2 separate regions of the Homo sapiens genome follow, and region 2 is linked to region 1. The links are chromatin loops, found by intact Hi-C in ENCODE. Cell type or tissue: PC-9. All regions are shown on one strand. Links, peaks and the distances in the headings refer to the core of each region. The heading gives the core; the rest is flanking DNA. Region 1 holds the start of DCDC2 (doublecortin domain containing 2). Region 2 overlaps DCDC2 (doublecortin domain containing 2).

Region 1 (9,245 bases), core at 819-8,818:
AGGTGAGGCAATGAGGATGAGCAGTAGAGGAAGGATTAAGGTATGTTAGGCAAATGGAAGCTACAGGATTTGGTTCTGGATAGGAGTTAAGGATGATACCCCTTATAGTCAATATTGGCCAATGAGTTAGCCAGTTAATATAGCCAACTGGGGTAGGCCACCTAGCACGTGGATTTGAAGGAGAGGTTAGCCATTACCAGAACTAATTGAATTCACCTGACAAGAGGCTTGTCAGAGAGTCACCGTTACCCATGTGTAGGTCCAAGAAACAGTCTCAAGGCCCTCAAGTTCCTGTTCTTTTTGAGGCTAAGATGTGAAAACCAATTGTAAAGGTGACACTTTTTAAGGAAAAACTAGCAGAATATGTCTCACATTTAATACATATCTCTGTTGCCTTGAAAGGATATTAAAACTCAATACTGGCTAAGAGAGCTTGGTTTCCTGTGTAGGTGCACACCTCTGCACGTGGCTGTGCATTTTCTGTGGAAGCTAAGCAATTAGTCTTAGAATCTCTTCGGTTGTCAAGGACTGTACTTTTTTTTTTTTTGCTGATCTGAAAATATGTTTCCTTCTACAGGAGCATTTTCCAGTTTTTGAAGTTTTAGGTTAATTTTTAAACTTAATATATTTTCCTTTTGTTTATGCATTCATGAAATAATTATTTAATACTTACTATGTTCCAGCCTCTGTGCTAGGTACTAGTAAGACATTGATGAATAAAATGAACACAATCCTTTTCCTTAGGGAATTTATACATATAAACATTTAACTCTACAAAGATTAAACATGTAATTATATAAAGCTTTACAATTAAACATATAATTATATGAAGATTTGTAATTACGTAGCCAGGCATGGTGACTTGTACCTGTAGTCCTACCTACTTGGGAGGCTGAGGTGGGAGGATCACCTGAGCCTATGAGGTCAAGGCTGCAGTATGTTATGCTCATGCCTTTGAGTAACCACTGCTCTCCAGCCTGGGCAACATAGTGAGATCCCATCTTTTAAAAATAAATAAACATTTAAAAATTTATACTTATAATTGATAAAACCTATAGAGAAAAAATATGTAATATGTTGGGGGTTTATCCTGATCTGGGGAGTGGGGTAGAGAAGATTTCCTGGGGAACTGACATTTAAGTTGGAACTTGATCTATAGAGGGAGTTGGAAGGAGCCAAATAAATAGGAATGGGGGGATAAGGGGCTGTAAAGTACATCCAAAGGGATTTTAAAGGAAGCGATGGTACAAGTCTTCACTTTGGAGAGCCATAGGAAGATTTGCGTGAGAAGAGATGGAAACTAAAGCAACAAGAGTAGTATATTTATGGCTTTGTCATCAAAGTTGATGATATTGGATTTCACTGTAAGAGAAATGATAAGGATTTGAAGAATTTTAAGCTGGAAAGTGAAATGGATAGATCTGTGTTTTCAGCGACCTTTCAGGATGACTGTTCTGTGGAGAATGGATAATAGGGAAGCAAACTGGAGACAGGGTTACCTCTTAGGGGATGATGATGCCTTGAATTCAAAATGTGGAAATGGGTTTGGAGATAAGTGGATGGATTTAAAAAATATTTGAGAGATAGAATTGATAGAACTTGGTGATTAGTTGAAGAGCCCTTATAAACCTAGGGTGCAATGTGGTCTGGTTTTAGCACAGTATTACATCAAAATAAATATTGCTTAAGCAGAAATATATAATTGAAAGCATTTCAGAGATCTAGGCTCTTGAGGAAACAGCAAATGCCTTGTTGGTATTATTATTTTTCTTTTTGATTTTTTGAGACAGGGTCTTATTCTGTTACCCAGGCTGCAGTGTAACGGCATGAGCATGGCTCACTGCAGCCTCAACTTCCCAGGCTCTGATGATTCTCCCACCTCAGTCTCCTGAGTAGCTGGGACTACAGGAGCATGCCACTATGCCCTGATAATTTTTTTAGTTTTTTGTTTTTTTAGAGATGGGGTTTTGCCATGTTGGCCAGGCTGGTCTCAAACTGCTGGGCTCAAGCAATCCACCTGCCTCAGCATCTCAAAGTGCTGGGATTACAGGCTTGAGCCACCGTGCCCTGCTGGTGGTATTATTTTTAATGCACAGCAACACTTCTTTAAGAATCTTCTTTGGCCATCTCTCTCATTCTCAATGCCTTTCATATACTTAGGAAGAAGCTAAAATACAAAAACTCTCCCCTCCTTTCCTATGTGTGTTCTCAAACATTCCCTTGCATCCATCTGAAGCTCCTCATTCCTTAGCATTCCGCTCCTCATTCTACCTCAGCTCTTCGTGATCAGGGTTTATCTAACCTTTCTGGCTTCTTAAAGCCTTCTCACTTTGCTCAGTGTTCGGACTTTGCACAAGAGAGAAGAGCTCCAAAACCAATTCAGCAAGCATCTGGAGCAGGGAGAGAGATTGCAAATATCTGACTGTTTTTGTTGTTCCTCTGCCACAGTTAAATGTGTTCTGTGAAGAAGAGAAATGTATATGTTCTAGCTTTGAGCAAATGAGTAGATGAGGGTCCATTTGTGGAGACAGGAAACATAGGAAAAGTGATTTTGAGGAAAACTTGAGATCCCGTGAACGTTTCGAGTCTAGGCTGCCTTTTAGATGGTCTAGAGAAGCTGTCAGGAGAATTGTGTGCCTGGAACTGCCTTGTTCTGGCGTGTGAGGCAACTGTTAAATTCTCAGGAATTGTAAACATGGGCATTGTTAAAAAGTAATTTTATAAATATACGATTAAATAAAAAATAATTGTATAAATATACAATTAAATAAAAAATAATTGTATAAATATACAATTAAATAAAAAAATTGTATAAATATACAATTAAATAAAAAATAATTGTATAAATATACAATTAAATAAAAAATAATTGTATAAATATACAATTAAATAAAAAATAATTGTATAAACATACAATTAAATAAAAAATAATTGTATCAACATACAATTAAATAAAAAATAATTGTATCAACATACAATTAAATAAAAAATAATTGTATAAACATACAATTAAATAAAAAATAATTGTATAAATATACAATTAAATAAAAATTGTATAAATATGCAATTAAATAAAAAATAATTGTATAAATATACAATTAAATAAATTACATTGAAAACAAAGATAATAAATACTCAAAACTCATCTCCATCTACATTTTACTACTATCTGTGCTCTTAAAGTTACACAAGTCTGCTGTGCCTGCATGGTGGAAATACCATACAATGACTTGCTACTGCACATTTCATGGCTTCAGTGATGTTAGACTGGCATCTGGAAATTGGCCATATTTGGAGTAAACTACAGAGATTGGCAAATGCTATGAATTAAGGCCTTCTCTTCCCTCCTAAAAGCCAGCAGTTAAACACTTATCACCACATCATATCCAAGAGACATCTGGATAAATGAATCTAAGCTCAGGAGACACATCCGGGTTGGAGATACCGCAGTGGGAGGCATAGACTTGATGCGGGCAGCTTCATGGGCTGGCGTCAGGGTCCCCACATCAAGAAGGACCCCATGATTGGTTTAATGCTCTGCTGTTGCTAACATAAAATTCTTAATTTTTGAATAAGAGGCCACATTTTCATTTTACACTGGGCTAATATAGATGATAGGGAATTTTAGGTTGTTTGGGGAGGGGGCTACTTAATTGATTGCCTTCCATTTCCACATAACAAGTATTCTGTCTTACTCACCTATGTGGTAGCACATTTTCACAGGTATTTTCCCCATCCATCCCTCAACCTGTGCATTCTCCACAAGCAGCTCACAAAATTTCCCTTGTCTATTTCCTCCCTGTATTGTTCTCTTTGGCCTTCTTTTGAAATTTGTTAACTTTTTTTTTTTTTAACTTTCATTTTAGGTTCAGGGGTACATGTGCAGATTTGTTATATAGGTAACTCGTGTCACGGAGGTTTGTTGTACAGATTATTTCATCACCCAGGTACTAAGCCTGATACTCAACAGTTATTTTTTCTGCTCCTCTCCCTCCTCCCACGCTCCACCCTCAAGTAGGCCCCAGTATCTGTTGTTCCCTTCTTTGTGTCCGTGAGTTCTCCTCATTTAACTCCTACTTATATGTGAGAACATGCGGGTATTTGGTTTTTTGTTCCTGCGTTTGAAAACTGTTAACTTTCAAAGCATTAATGTATTACATGGCTTTAATAAAAATATTTCTTCAGAACAGAAATCTCGAAGGAAAAAAAAAGTTTCTCTCCAGATTGCAATGTCCCACACATTCATCTTTCACAGTGATATGACTGGTTATGGAGCTTGTGGAATAAGACAGAACTGGGTTTGAACTCTCTCTCTCTCTTTCGTTTTCTAATCCTTAGAATGGGTTTGAATTCCTGTGTGTGTGACCTGAGGTAAATGTCTTTGATTTCTCTACCCTTCAGTTTCCTCATCTGAGGAAAGAATAATATTTACCTCTGAAGGTTATTGTGAATATTAGATAATCTACATAAAGTGCCTTACATAATGCCTGGTCCATGGTTATAGTGTTCAATTAATGGCAGTTCTTTTTATTCGTACATGATGAGTTAGGAACACCCAGTAATTTGGACATGACACATGGTAGAAAAGTCTTAGGAGGAATGAAGGAAACACTGGCAGAGATGAGCTGCAAAATTTCAACTCTTTAAACATTTTCCTGGTGCCACAATATGTATGTCCCAGACTGGACTGGACAAAGCGACTCTTTACTGGGGCTGTTACTATTCTCACAACTCCTCTCCCTGTTATTCCTCAGACAGAGCTAACAATCTACACAAATAGCACAGATGTGGGCTCTTGGACAGCCAGTCAGACATTTAGCCTTCTTGCGGCAGTGAAAAAATCCTTTCCCTGGCGTAAAGCTTGGCACAGGGTAGGCACTCAAAATTTTGTAGGTTTTCCTTTTCACCGCCGTGGCCCCAACTAGCACAGGGCCTTGCACACAGCAGGCGTCCATTTACTGAATGAGCGCATGATGAATGAGCGCATGATCATGTCACCTGTTTCTCCCTCTTCCTCCAAACCCCTGTTCTTCCGCCTCTGCCCCACGCAGCCAGCATATCCCAAGGAGCCAGGCGCAAGCCAGGCCTGGTTCACTGACTCGCTCCCCGCGCGAGGCTGCGGTTGCTATGGAAACAGCGGGAAATAACAACTCCGTTCCCCTTGGGTGAGAGAGGCCCGCAGAGGTAACAGCAGCTGGAGGAACAGCGTGAGCGGCGCGCAGCCGCCGCAGAGTTCACCACTGTGCCACCCGAGCCGCACCGCCCCGCCCCCGCGCGGCCGGCGCCCGAGCTCCCCTCCCCTCTCCAGCACGCGAGTGTCGGTAGGTACTACGGCGGAGGGCACCTCCTGGGCCCGCCTCCCCAACCAGGGCCCCGCTTGCGCGCTGCCTGCTGTCTTCACGTGATGCGCACCCGAGCTTCGCCGCCAGGCGGCGCTGATCATCGGGGAGGGGGTTAGGGGTCCTAGACACGCGAGTCTTCGCTCTGTTTCTCATTCATTCATTCATTCACTTAAATGTTATTTTTCCCTTCCTTCCTTCCCTCCCTCCTTCCGGGATGGGGTCTTGCTGTGCTGCTCAGGTTGGTCTCAAACTCCCGGGCTCAAGTGAGCCTCCTGCCTCAGTTTCCCAAAGTGCTGGGGTTACAGGCATGAGTCACGGTACCCGGATTCTCTCTTTCTCTCTCTGAATATATATAATATATATAAAATATATATATAAAAATATATAATATATATAAAATATATAAAAAATATATATAAAATATATATAATATATAAAATATATATAATATATTATATATAAAATATATATTATATAGTATATATAAATATATATACTATATAGTATATATAAATATATATAATATATAATATATAAAATATATATAATATATAATATATAAAATATATATAATATATAATATACATAAAATATATATAATATATAATATATATAAAAATATAAAATATATAATATATATAAAAAATATAAAATATATAATATATATAAAATATAAAATATATATTATATATAATATATAAAATATATAAAATATATAAAATATATAATATATAAAATATATATAATATATAAAATATATAAAATATATATAAAATATATAAAATATATAAAATATATAATATATATAAAATATATAATATATATAATATATAATATATAAAATATATAATATATAAAAATATATGATATATAATATATATGATATATAAAATATATAATATATATAAAATATAAAATATAAAATATATAATATATAAAATATATAATATATAATATATAATGTATAAAATATATAATATATAATATATAATATATAATATATAAAATATATAATATATAATATATATAATATATAATATATTATATATATAAATATATATAATACATATATATTATATATATTATATATAATATATAAATATATATATAAATATAATATATATATTTATATATAATATATAAAATATATATTTTATATATTATATATAAAAATATATAATATATAAATAAATAAATAAAATATATATAAAATAAAATATATAAAATATATATATAAAAAAAATATATATTTTATTTTCTAAGACAGGGTCTTGCTGTGTCGCCCAGGCTGGAGTGCAGTGGCAAAATCATAGGTTACTGCAGCCTCGACCTCCTGGGCTCAAACAATCCTCCCGCCTCAGCCTCCGAGATAGCTGGGTCCACAGGCGAATACCCTGCCCACCTACTTTTTTTTTTTTTTTTTTTTTTTAATTGTAGAGACCGGGTCAGGCTGGTCTCAAACTCCTTGCCTCAGGGGATCACAGGCGCGTTATAGAGACGGGGGCTTTCCCTGTGTTTCCCAGGCTGGTCTAGAACTCCTGGTCTTAGGCAGCCCTCCCGCCTGGGCCCCTCAAAGTACTGGAATTTGCAGGCGTAAGCCACCGCATCTGGCTTTGCACATTTATCTTCCAGCAAAGAAAAACCTGGGCAACTACATCCAGGAACTTAATTGCTTTAATTTGGGAGCAAGCAGGAGATTGAGGGGTAAAGGTGCAAGAAGAGAGAAAAGAAAAATTAGGCTGTTTGGAAAGGGTAGCACAGATATGATGTAAGAAATTGGGTTTCACCATATTTGTGTGTGTGTGTGTGTGTGCGTCCTCCTCTCTCCTGCCCTCACTAGGCGTGCCTGTTTGAAGGCCCCGCGCGTTTCCGGCTCCTGCTCAGAAGCTGTCCACCTTGATTCTGCCCGTAGCAGGTGAACCTGGTGTGGTGCGCGCACTGCGGGTCCTGATTGGCTGTGCACGCCACGGTGAAAAACTTGAGCGTCTACTCCGAGTCCTGCAAGCTCCTAGTGTCTCCTCTGGGTGGACGCCTAGGCGCACGGCCGTTACTTCTCTTTCACCTGTGGATTCGTCAGTTTCTCGTTCGTTTCAGGAGGCGATCCCGCGCCCTGGGTGCGGTGAGGCCGCTGGGACAGCGGAGGTGCCTCCCGACGCGAAGCAGCGAGCTGAGGCGGCGGCCAGCGGGGAAGATGAGCGGCAGCAGCGCCAGGTCCAGCCACCTGTCTCAGCCCGTCGTGAAGAGCGTGCTTGTGTACCGCAACGGGGACCCCTTCTACGCGGGGCGCCGCGTCGTCATCCATGAGAAGAAGGTGTCCAGCTTCGAAGTCTTCCTGAAGGAGGTGACCGGCGGCGTTCAGGCACCCTTTGGGGCCGTCAGGAACATCTACACCCCGCGGACTGGCCACCGAATCCGGAAGCTAGACCAGATCCAGAGCGGGGGCAATTACGTGGCTGGAGGCCAGGAAGCCTTCAAGAAACTCAAGTGAGTCGGTCTCCCCCACCGCCCACCCATTTAGGTGCCCTATAGTGTGGGGTTGATATGAAGAAATGCAGATCCCTACCCCCCCACACCTCAGTGGTTGAGGGGCTGTGACTTCTCGGTGTGATTGATGCCCCTCAAAACTCTCGTTGCAGTTGGGGGGTAGAGGTTGACACTGTGACTGGAGAAGGAATTTCACTTGGGTCAGCAGTAGGAGTAAACTTAAAATCTGTGTATAAACAACAGGAATCTTAAAGAAAATAAAAAGGTATCCTTGCAAAGGTTAGTGACCAAACTGATACTTTTGCGTTTTCTGTTCAGTTTTTTCTTTCCTTTTCCTTATTTTTTTTCCTTGGAAATCCATCCTTTTAATTTAAATAAACATTCTTAAAAATCACTTCCAAGTGTTGGACACTATATTGTCACCAGAGGAGAAAATTGCTCTGCATTTCCCGTACTGTTTAAATTATTTCAACCTTTCATTCCAAGTAGAATTGACAACACTCACTTTTGTGACCCTGCTCCCACCCCCTGCATGTTTATGCTGTTAGCATAATGCAGGAAGAGTTTACTGGCTGACTGTATTTGTCGACTGTCTGTCTCCAGCAACGTGATTAGACCTTCAAGGGCAGGGGTCCTTATTCCCAGCTCTTGAGCTCACTCATAGTGAGTGTTCAGTGAATTAAGAAACCGTCAGTTCAGGGAACAAAGATGAGCAAGGCATGATTCCTTGTCTTTAGGAGCTTTCAGTCTAACTGGACTACCTGCACACTAACAATTTTAATGCAAGCTACAAAGGGATATGTGCATAGAAAAATAAAGTTATGTGGGAATTGTGAGTTGAGAGTTGGTTGGGGTGGTCATTATAGGACAGGTAGAATTTTACATTCCATTTTTTTTTTACAGCTTTATTGAGATAGATTTCTCATGGCATGAAGTCCAACCATTTCATTGGCTTTCAGTGTATTCAGAGTTGTGCAACCATCACCACCAACTAATTGTAGTTCATTTCCACCCCTCCCGCCAAAACATTTGTACCTCCCAGTTTCCTCTGTCCCCTGTCATCTGGAAACCACTAATCTATTTTCTGAATCTATGGATTTGTCTATTCTGGACATATCATATAAATGGAATCATACGGTATATGGTCTTTATGTCTGGCTTATTTCACTTACTGTAACATTTTCAAGGTTCATCCATGTTGTATCATACATCAATACTTCATTCTTTTTATTGTTGAATAACATTCCATGATTTGGGTATATTACCTTTTATATCCATGCTTATCCATTTATCAGTTTGATGTATATTTGGGTTGTTTCACATTTTAACTATTATGAATAATGCATCTATGAATATTTGTGTACAAGTTTTCATTTCTCTTTGGTGTATACCTAAGAGTGAAATTGCTGGATCACATGG
Region 2 (9,245 bases), core at 385-8,384, 46 kb after region 1:
CTCAACCTAAGTGTCCATCAACAGATAACTGGATACAGAAAATGTGATATAATACACACACACACACACACACGTACGTATATAAAACGGAATATTATTCAGCTGTTAAAAAGAATGAAATTATGTCTTTTGCCGCAACATGGATGGAACTGGAAGCCATTATCTTAAGCGTAACTACTCAGACACAGGAAGACATAGGAAGTGCATATTCCCACTTATAAGTGGGACCTAAATAATGTGTACAAATGGACATAGAATGTGGAATGATAGACATTAGAGACTCAGAAGGATGCTGGAGCAGAAGGGGATGAATGATGAGAAATTACTTAGTGGATACATTGTACATTATTCCAGTGATGGATACACTAAAAGTCCAAACTTCACCACTATGCAATATATCCGTGTAATAAAAATGCACTTGTACCACTTAAATTTATACAAAAAACAACTAAAAAAACTAACAACAACAACAAAAAACCCAGTATGTCTTGGAAACCTCTCCATATTGGTATGTAAAGATCTTTCTCACACCTTACTGCAACTTCAGAGCCCTCCATCGTATGGATGTGCTATATTTAAGCACTCTCCTATGTATGGACATTTAGGTTGTTTCTAATATTTTGGAATTATAAATAATACTACAATGAATAAAACTGTGAATATGTATTTTTGTCTCATTTGTTGGAGGTATATATTTAGAGTAGATTTATAGAAGTGGCATTGCTGGGCCAAAAGATGGGGGAATATGTAGTTTTGTTAGACATTGCTAAATTCCCCTCTGGAAGCTTTGTGCCAATTCGTGTTCCTATCATCAATGTATGGGAGTGTCTGTTTCTACTGTCTTAAAAAACAAATATGTTGCCTTACTTTTTCATTGTTTGCCATCTAGTAGGTGAGAAATGGTATCTTGGTGTTGTTCTAATTTGCATTTCTCTAGTTACAAGTTCGAACATTTTTTATATGTGTAAAGATCAATTTTTAGATTTTTTTTAAAAACATGAATTGCCTGTTCTTGTCCTTTCATTTTTTCTATCAGAGTATAAAGAGTTTTTTTTTTATTTGTATAAAGAGTTCTTTTTACATTAAGGATATTTATGCTTTATCTCTGATATAGGTTGTGAATATTTTCTTCTAGTTTGTCAATTGTCTTATGACTTTGCTTATGGTGCTTTTTTTGTCATGGAAAAATGATTTTTTGTTTTTATGTTAGTCAAATTTATCCAGCTTATTGCCTCTGGATATGGAGTCATAATTAGAAAGTCTTTGTCTTTACCAAGGCTAAAGAGGAATTCACCCATGTTTTCTTTTAGTACTTGTATGATTTCATTTTGTACTTTTATATTACTATTCCATTTGGAGTTCATTCTTGTCTATAGTATAAGATATGGATCGAATTTTCTCTTTTTCCAGAGATGCCTAGGCTACCCCACTGTCCCAAAGCCATTTATTGAAAGTTTATCTTTGCTCCAGTGATTTGAAATGCCAACTTCATCATATACTAAATTTCCATATGTACTTCCTTTGGTCTGTTTCTGGGCTTTCTAGTCTATTCCTCTGGTCTATTTGTCTATGCACAAGTACCACCCTGCTAAAATTAATTTTTAAAATTATGGTTTAAAAATTATCAAAATTGTAGTTTAGAATAAGTATAGTTTTTAAAAAATGAAAAATATATTGTCCCTGAGTCTAACATTCAAACAATTGGATTTCATATTTTAAAATTATCTTTCAGTTTTTCTCCATACATACATCTGTAAATACAGATGTATGCATGTATGTGTGCATATATGTAGTGTTTTTGCCATGGAAAAATAGCTTTTTGTTTTTACGAAGTCAAATTTGTCTCTCTCTCTCTCTCTCTACATATATATGTATATACACATATGTATATACAGAGTTGTAATCATGGAATATTTTATACAAAGCTTTTTTCATTATTTTTCTCTTATATTGTTTTCCTTGTATTTTTCATACTTGCATCGTCTTTGTCATCATTTTTGATAGCAATATATACTGTTTTATTGAGCTGATGTCATAAGTTACTTAATACAATTGTATTTAGAAAATTTCTATTGTTTGAGTCATCATCTTTAAGTATATAGCTTTTTTCCACATCTTAATTATTTTATCAGGATAAATCAGGCAGACATTTACTGTCAAAGGATATAACACATTTTATGCCTCTGAATACCTAATTCTACAGAGTTTTGAAAAAACATATTAATTTAAAATGTTATCAGTAAGGTAGTTTTGCCTCAAATTTCTCAGCATTGGATAAATGATTTTTGAATAACCTGTAGAATATGTAAAACTTCAGGTTTTCTTAAAGCACTCTGAATTTGGCAGTATTTAGGCATTTGTTTCTTACTCGTTTATCTTAATATTTCCATTAGTGGCATCCATACAGCTGATCCTTCTCTCTTAGCTTCTGAAATGGTTCGCTCTCTTGGTTTACCCCTTACCATTGCACTCTCCTACCTCCCTGTCCACTTTTCTCCTGAGTCCTCTGGAATTTTTTTCTCCTCCATTACCCAACCCCAAAGCTTGGTCCTGAACCATTTTCTTTGCTTTCTACTCTCTTCGTTGCTGAACACTTTCATTTTCATGGCTTTAAATATGATCAGTATGCTGATTACTCCCACATCTGTGTCTCTAGCCCTGACTTCATGGAGCCCCAGCCTGCCTGCATGAATGGCACCTCTATCTGGAGGTCTCATAGGCATCTCAGATGTAATGTCCAAGACTGAACTCTGGATCCACAGCAAGTGCAAATGTTCTCTGTCCCAGTAGACAGCATCACTGTCCACCTGACTGTTCCAGGTCTCCTTCGCTTACTAGCCACAAACTTCTTTCAGCAAGTTCCAGCTTCTACTGCAAACATGTATCTAGGCTTCACCCACTTTTCTTTTTTTCCTCAGTCATCCCCCAGGAAAAGCTACCACCATCTCTGACTTGGATAACTCACCAGCCTCCTTTTTGGTCTCCTTGCTTCCATTCTTGCTTTCTGCAGTCTCTTCTCCATGTGGCAGCTGGGGTGATGTTTATAAAAATCTGCAGTGGAGTCTAATTATGCTTAGGCTGAAACTTAGCCTTCTTTCTTTGGTGTAGGAGGCCCTGCATTGTGCCCGCCAGCCTGTCCTTTCCTCCTTCTCCCTACTGCACTCCAGCTACTCCAGCCTCCTTTCTGCTCCCAAAGTATTTTTTTGGTTTGATTTCTTATTTTTTTGTGTATCACTAACCCTCTCTGTTATTTTGTGGGCTTCATGAAGGCAGGGGTCTTGACTATTTTATTTACCAACAAATACTCAACACTTAGTCCAGTGCCTGTCACACAGTAGATGACTGATAGATGTCATTGAATGAATGAGCCCTCTCTGTGGATAGTAAATAAACTAGGAGGTACATAGACGATTTACTGTAGACAGCTTCTGATTTCAGAATGTGGGGTGCCTCTTAGGGCCTGTCTCTTCCTTTGGAAGGGGAGTATCATGTATGGAAGGCTTTCTTCTCTGCATTGGGGTTCTTCAGATGTCCTCAACCACTGCAGTAAAGGCTGGTGGCTGGTGTGGACGACTTGGTTCTAGGAGGTTCCTTAAGGTGTAAGTGCTTCGCTAAGGAGCTACAGAAACATGCATTATCTGGGACTATTTATGGGGCTGGTTATTTAAAAAAAAAAAAAAAGCAAAGATCAATATCATTTTCCATCCTGGAACATTGCCCTTAAAGTGTGTTTTTGGAAATCAAAGTGTATTCCACTAGTATATCTATCAGAGAGGTATAGCTATTATATAGCAATGGGGAAAACGGACATGAACTGCTGAGGCAGGATTAATTTGAGTGGGAAACATGCTCAGATTCTTAAATTTAGGTTTTAGTCCTATTACAAGAAAAATATATTTCTTTTGAAAGATCTCAAGCACTTAGCACTAGTATATCAGTTTTGGTTAAGGACAGGACACGTTTCTCTACCTTGAAACCACCTAGAACAATGCAAGTTAGCAGCATCATTGGTCTGTTGCTGAACAGTTGTGACCCTGTTAGGAAGGGTTTCTGATCTTCCGGACTTTTTTCCAACACTGACACTTATTCAAATTTAATTACTATCACGTTTGCCTTGTGAAATGTGGCATCTAGTAAGCAATTGAAACTGAAGTTTATAGGTTATTATATTAAAAACCTAGCTGATCTAGTCAATGTTCATTTTTTTAAACAGTTATGAGAAGATTCCTATATCGGATTCCATTGATGTTCATAATGATGATTTGTTCCATTTTGGAGGTTCCTATTGCCTTAGCAATTGTTTGACATTTAGGGTTAGTAAGGCCATATTTTTAGTTTTAATTTTAGTGCTTTTTTGTTTTTGTTTTTGTTTTTTTTGAGACAACGTCTTGCTCTGTTGCCCAGACTGGAATATATAGAGTAGCATGATCATAGCTCATTTCAACCTGGAACGCCTAGGCTCAGGCAATCCTCCCACCTCAGCCTCCTGAGTAGCTGGGATTATAGGAATGAGCCACTGCACCTAGCTAATTTTAAACCTTTTTGTAGAAACAAGGTCTCACTATGTTGCCCAGACTGGTCTCGAACTCTGAGCTTCAAGTGATTCTCTTGCCTTGGCCTCCCAAGGTGCTGGGATTACAGGCATGAGCCACCATGCCTGGCTCATATTTTTAATAGTTTAATTTTAAAAGCTCTATTTTTGTTTGAAATAACTTGTATTTTAATAACACTTTAGTATTTTTGGAGAATGTGAGAACTTGGAGAGATTGCTGAAATGCAGTGCCCTCATCCTGTAGCTGAGTATGCAAGTCACCCATATTGGTGAAGTGACTGCCTCCGGAAACTCAGTGAGGAGCTGCGCTTCTAGGGCTAGGAGCTGACTCCCAGTCCAGTGCTCCTGAATAAGCTGCACCACCTTATTCTTCCCTTTACCCCTTTACTGTCTGCCATCCCTGTAAGCTCAGTGAGAGTGGGGACCCCGTCTGTCCTCCTCTGCTGAATCCTCTGAAGAGATCATAAAGCCAGCACATTGTGGGTGAAAAACTAATATTTGCCAAAAATGTTAGCTTCCCTTTTCTTGCCATCTGTTGGTGGGTTCACAGCTTTCATAGTATTTCTGAAGGACTGAATGTAGATCATGTACAGTTGGCACATTCTCCAGTGGGAATCCTGGGGGCTAAATGACTTATTTCCTTGCAGGTGGAAGCTGCACCCGCCCACACGGGCTGCCCGCTGCATACTCAGCATTGCTCACTTTTATCTTGCATTGTTATGTACACACTGTCAGCTGCTCTGCATTCCTAGTGGAAAATTTACATTCCACTGCCTAGATATGTTTGATAACCAAAATCCCATTTGGGAAAATAAAACAAAAACAAAAAATGGCAATGGTGAAATCTAAGTATGGTGTAGTAAGTTAAGAAAGAATACAAAAGAAAAGACAAACAATCCCCAAATACTTTTATTTTTTTTTTCCCCAGTGCTTGCTTAGTGGCAGTTCCTGTAGACTTCTGAGAATTCTCTTGAGTTAATTGGTTATTTTTTAACTTTATGGGGGCCATATTATTCTCTTAAGCATAGCATTAGGGAAACCCATGGGCATTTACTTGTGAATACCTTAACAAGTATTCAAGTAACATTTATTTTCTTGTAAGTGCCCATTGCAAATAATTATTTTTAGAATAAGTTAGTACACTTGAGGCTTAACATTATATATTCAGAATGCTTAGGATCATCTGTGGAAATATTTCTGTGGTGATATATTCCACAGAAAACAATAAAGAGAAAAATCAAACCAGAATTTCAATAGCTTAAAAATTTGTGGTATGAAAACTGATTTGAAGCATCAAAATTTCCTGAGAAGACTTAGGAATATAAACATTTACTTAATATATACTTACATTGAAGAGTTTTCCAAAGAAGGTATTACTTATGATGGGTATCTTATCTTCTGGGTCATTTTTAGGTTAAAAAAGAAATATTTTACTTTGCTTTGTTTTGAATAGCATATCATCTGTTTGTTTGTTAATTTGGTTTGAGTTGTTTTCCTGTCTCAGTGAATGGAGGTATTCATTTAGATCACAGTACAAAAGGCAAAATATGCAAACCGATGCTATGGTATCCATTATTGGGAGGAAAATAGCCATCTGAATAAGGAATGATAATCCACACTTGACAGATAAGCCCTAACCTTTCCTTTGGAAATCAGCCTGTGTACTGGGTACAGCAACATGGGGACCAATAGGACCCAGGTAGAGATGAGTGGTTTCATCAGCTCATAGAAACTAACTGGACCCTTCTGGGAATGTTCCAGACAGCTTGTTCGTTATAATTAAAGACATATTCTCTAACTAGTTTCTCACTGGTTAGTGCAATTGGAATTTAAAAAAAAATATTATTATATAACAATGCCGGTAAAGAGATTCTTTCCAAAATATTTCCGTGGCTGGCCTGATTTTGCCACCATCCCTGGATTATGGAATTTCTAGAAGTTACTGGGATTAACAGATTTTAATTTTCATTCCACTGAGGTGTTACGTGTCCATGTGAAGAGACCACCAAACAGGCTTTGTGTGAGCAATAAAGCTTTTTAATCACCTGGGTGCAGTCAGACTGAGTCCGAAAAAGGAGTCAGCAAAGGGAGATGGGGTGAGGCAGTTTTACAGGATTTGGGTAGGTAGTGGAAAATTGCAGTTAAGGGGAGTTGTTCTCTTGCAGGCGGGGGTGGGGGTCACAAGGTGCTCGGTGGGGAGCTCCTGAGACTCACTGTCCAGGAGAAGGAATGTCACAAGGTCAATTGGTCAGTTAGGGTGGGGCAGGAACAAATCACAATGGTGGAATGTCATCAGTTAAGGCAGGAACTGGCTATTTTCACTTCTTTTGTGGTTCTTCAGTTGCTTCAGGCCATCTGAATGCATATGTGCAGGTCACAGGGGATATGATGGCTTAGCTTGGGCTCAGAGGCCTGACATCAGGTTGTACATAAATTGTACTGTTAGCCTCATGTGAAGAATATTTGATAGTAGTCAAGGGGAGACAGACTTGGGTGAACGTGAGAACGTATGTGCTGCAAGGCACAGTAGGAAGAACTCTGGTTTGGAAGTCAGAAGTGGATTCATGTGACTGCTTCTTTGCTTACTGCATGACCTTGAGAGATGGGGAGGCTCATCTTTTCCCATCTATACAATTAGAGTAATGGTAGCCTCATAAGGTTATTTTGAGGAACAAATGTGAATATAAATGAAAACCTTTTGTAAATTCTGATGTGTTTTACAACTGTAAATTTATTAGAAAATAACTACCTTAGAATGATATTGTGAAAAGTCAAAGTAACATATGGAAAGTATTTGATGCAGTTCTGGGCATAATATATGCTCAAAAATTGGTGTCCTAATTGTTGTTTAATTAAAGTATGTACTGAGCAAATTCTGTATTCAAAGCACCAATAATAGGTTTTTTGGTTATAGATAAGGCTGTTTACTAAGAAAACAAATAAATATGCAGTCTACATAAATATTGATGCCATTGGGGAATATGTTAACTTTATAAAAAGTATTGTATAAAAAGTATTGCATGAAAAGTTCAGACAAAATGATTTGCATTTTGGAAGAGAGAAATTATCCAGCCAAGTGAATGGTAAATGTGGCAATAGGAGAAATAAGGTTACAGTGTGGTAGGATGGGGTCAGCTCAAATATGATCCAAATAATCAAGTCCAGTCCAAGACACGAGGACATCATCTGAAGCCAGTGGCAGCTTTTATAGGTGTTTGCAGAGAGACATCACATGTTTGGGTCTGTGCTTCAGGAAGATGAATTCACACAGAGTTGGATGAGAGAGGAAAGATGCTAGAGGCAGGAATCCTGGTTAGACCATGCTAGGTGCAGCTCCTAGAGGATTTGTGAGGACCTGGCCTTGGGCTGTGGGGGCAGGTAAGAAGGGGACAGATAAAATAATTTTGAGTGGGGAGAGCTCTGGGATTTCATCAGTGGTAACGATGTGTCCTGTGGTAACATTTTCTTGCAACTGCTTTGAAAAAAAATGCAGGTGATTTATGAAAACTGAATAATGCAAAACAAATTTCTTATGTTTTAGTGACTCTGCTGACTTGATGACTGTTTAGGTATAGACAGACTTTTACAAATCTTAGTTTTAATGAAAAGCATTAGACATATCCAGCTGGGTATACAGATTTGGTGTCAGGAGAAAAATTTGGACTAGAGATAGGGATTTGGTTGTCATTGGCAAAATGATGTTGGTCATAAACAACATGGCATGTGATAAATTTGACCAAGAGAGTGTTTGGGTTAAAAGCCGGGAAGGCAGAGATGGAATTCTTGGGGGGAAATACCAACATTTAATGTGAGCCAAGGAGGAGGAGTTGTTGGTATAGGAAACTGAGAATGGTCACAGAAGGATGGGGTTCAGAGACAACATATTGCTGAACTGTGATGGAGTATCCAGTTATGCAGTTAGTATTTTCCTTTGATACCATAGAAGATTATATACCCAAAATACCCGGGAGCTGTACTATTTCAGATTAACAATACTTATTTAATTTTCTGGAGCTTAATTTTTTGGAGCTCGATTTTCTTACATCCAAAAGAGCACAATACTAGAAAAAGATATTTTAGCACATCAGATATTATATGGGATATAATGTTCTCTAAGACATAGCCAAGTATAAAAAGTATATTTGTTTAAAAAACACTTTAATACAAATCTACTATGAAAATTAATCAAGAAAATGGATATTATGTTTCTTTTGTAATTTTGCATTGACCAAAAACATCTGAATTTACTTGATTAATATTTATCTGGTATATCTTTTTCCATAGTTTTAACCTACCCATATCTTGTTTTTGTCTTTTTTTTAATTATTATTTTTTTAATAGACAGGGTCTCACTATGTTGCCCAAGCTGGTCCTGAACTCCTGGGCTCAAGCAGTCCTCCCATTTCAGCCTGCCAAACTGCTGGGATTATGGGCATGGGCCACCATACCTGGCCTACTCACGTCTTTATATTTAAAGTGTGTCTCTTATAAACAGTATATTGTGAGATCTTGTTCCTTTTTCCAGTCTGCCTGTCTCTGTCCTTTAGTTGGAATTTTTAGTTCATTTGAATTTACTGAATTACTGGCATGATTAGAATCGAGTTTATCATGTTATTTGTTTTTTTGTTCCATCTAATATTTGTTTTTGTTCTTTCTTGTCTTTTTTATGAACAGATTCATCAAACATTTAAAC

The links. Hi-C counts contacts between places; a loop is a spot of excess contacts. Peaks named below come from ENCODE experiments on the same cell type or tissue, not always from the same donor. Only the 100,000 strongest peaks of a DNase experiment are listed, where the experiment ranks them.
Region 2: it touches region 1 in a loop (2.4-fold over the local background); 4 of 110 quality-filtered maps call a loop at or near these places.

The regions. Positions count from the first base shown.
Region 1 is chr6:24,356,039-24,365,283 of GRCh38, reverse strand. DCDC2 (doublecortin domain containing 2) reads left to right here and starts at 7,225. Exons shown (of 10, transcript NM_016356.5): 1 at 7,225-7,826. The coding sequence starts at 7,534. It overlaps KAAG1 (kidney associated DCDC2 antisense RNA 1), which reads right to left and starts at 8,381. Exons shown (of 1, transcript NR_174942.1): 1 at 6,999-8,381. RefSeq lists enhancers at 4,989-5,078, 4,912-5,500 and a silencer at 5,219-5,368. In PC-9, for the core only: CTCF peaks have their summits at 5,249 and 5,456 (motif pointing right); DNase peaks (open chromatin) are centred at 5,193 and 7,233; H3K4me3 peaks cover 3,326 bases; H3K27ac peaks cover 1,118 bases.
Region 2 is chr6:24,309,609-24,318,853 of GRCh38, reverse strand. The region is part of intron 2 of DCDC2 (doublecortin domain containing 2); the gene reads left to right. Among named protein-coding and RNA genes, the nearest start is that of KAAG1, 43 kb to the left of the region's middle. In PC-9, for the core only: no CTCF peak of the experiment used is centred there; a DNase peak (open chromatin) is centred at 5,253; H3K4me3 peaks cover 261 bases.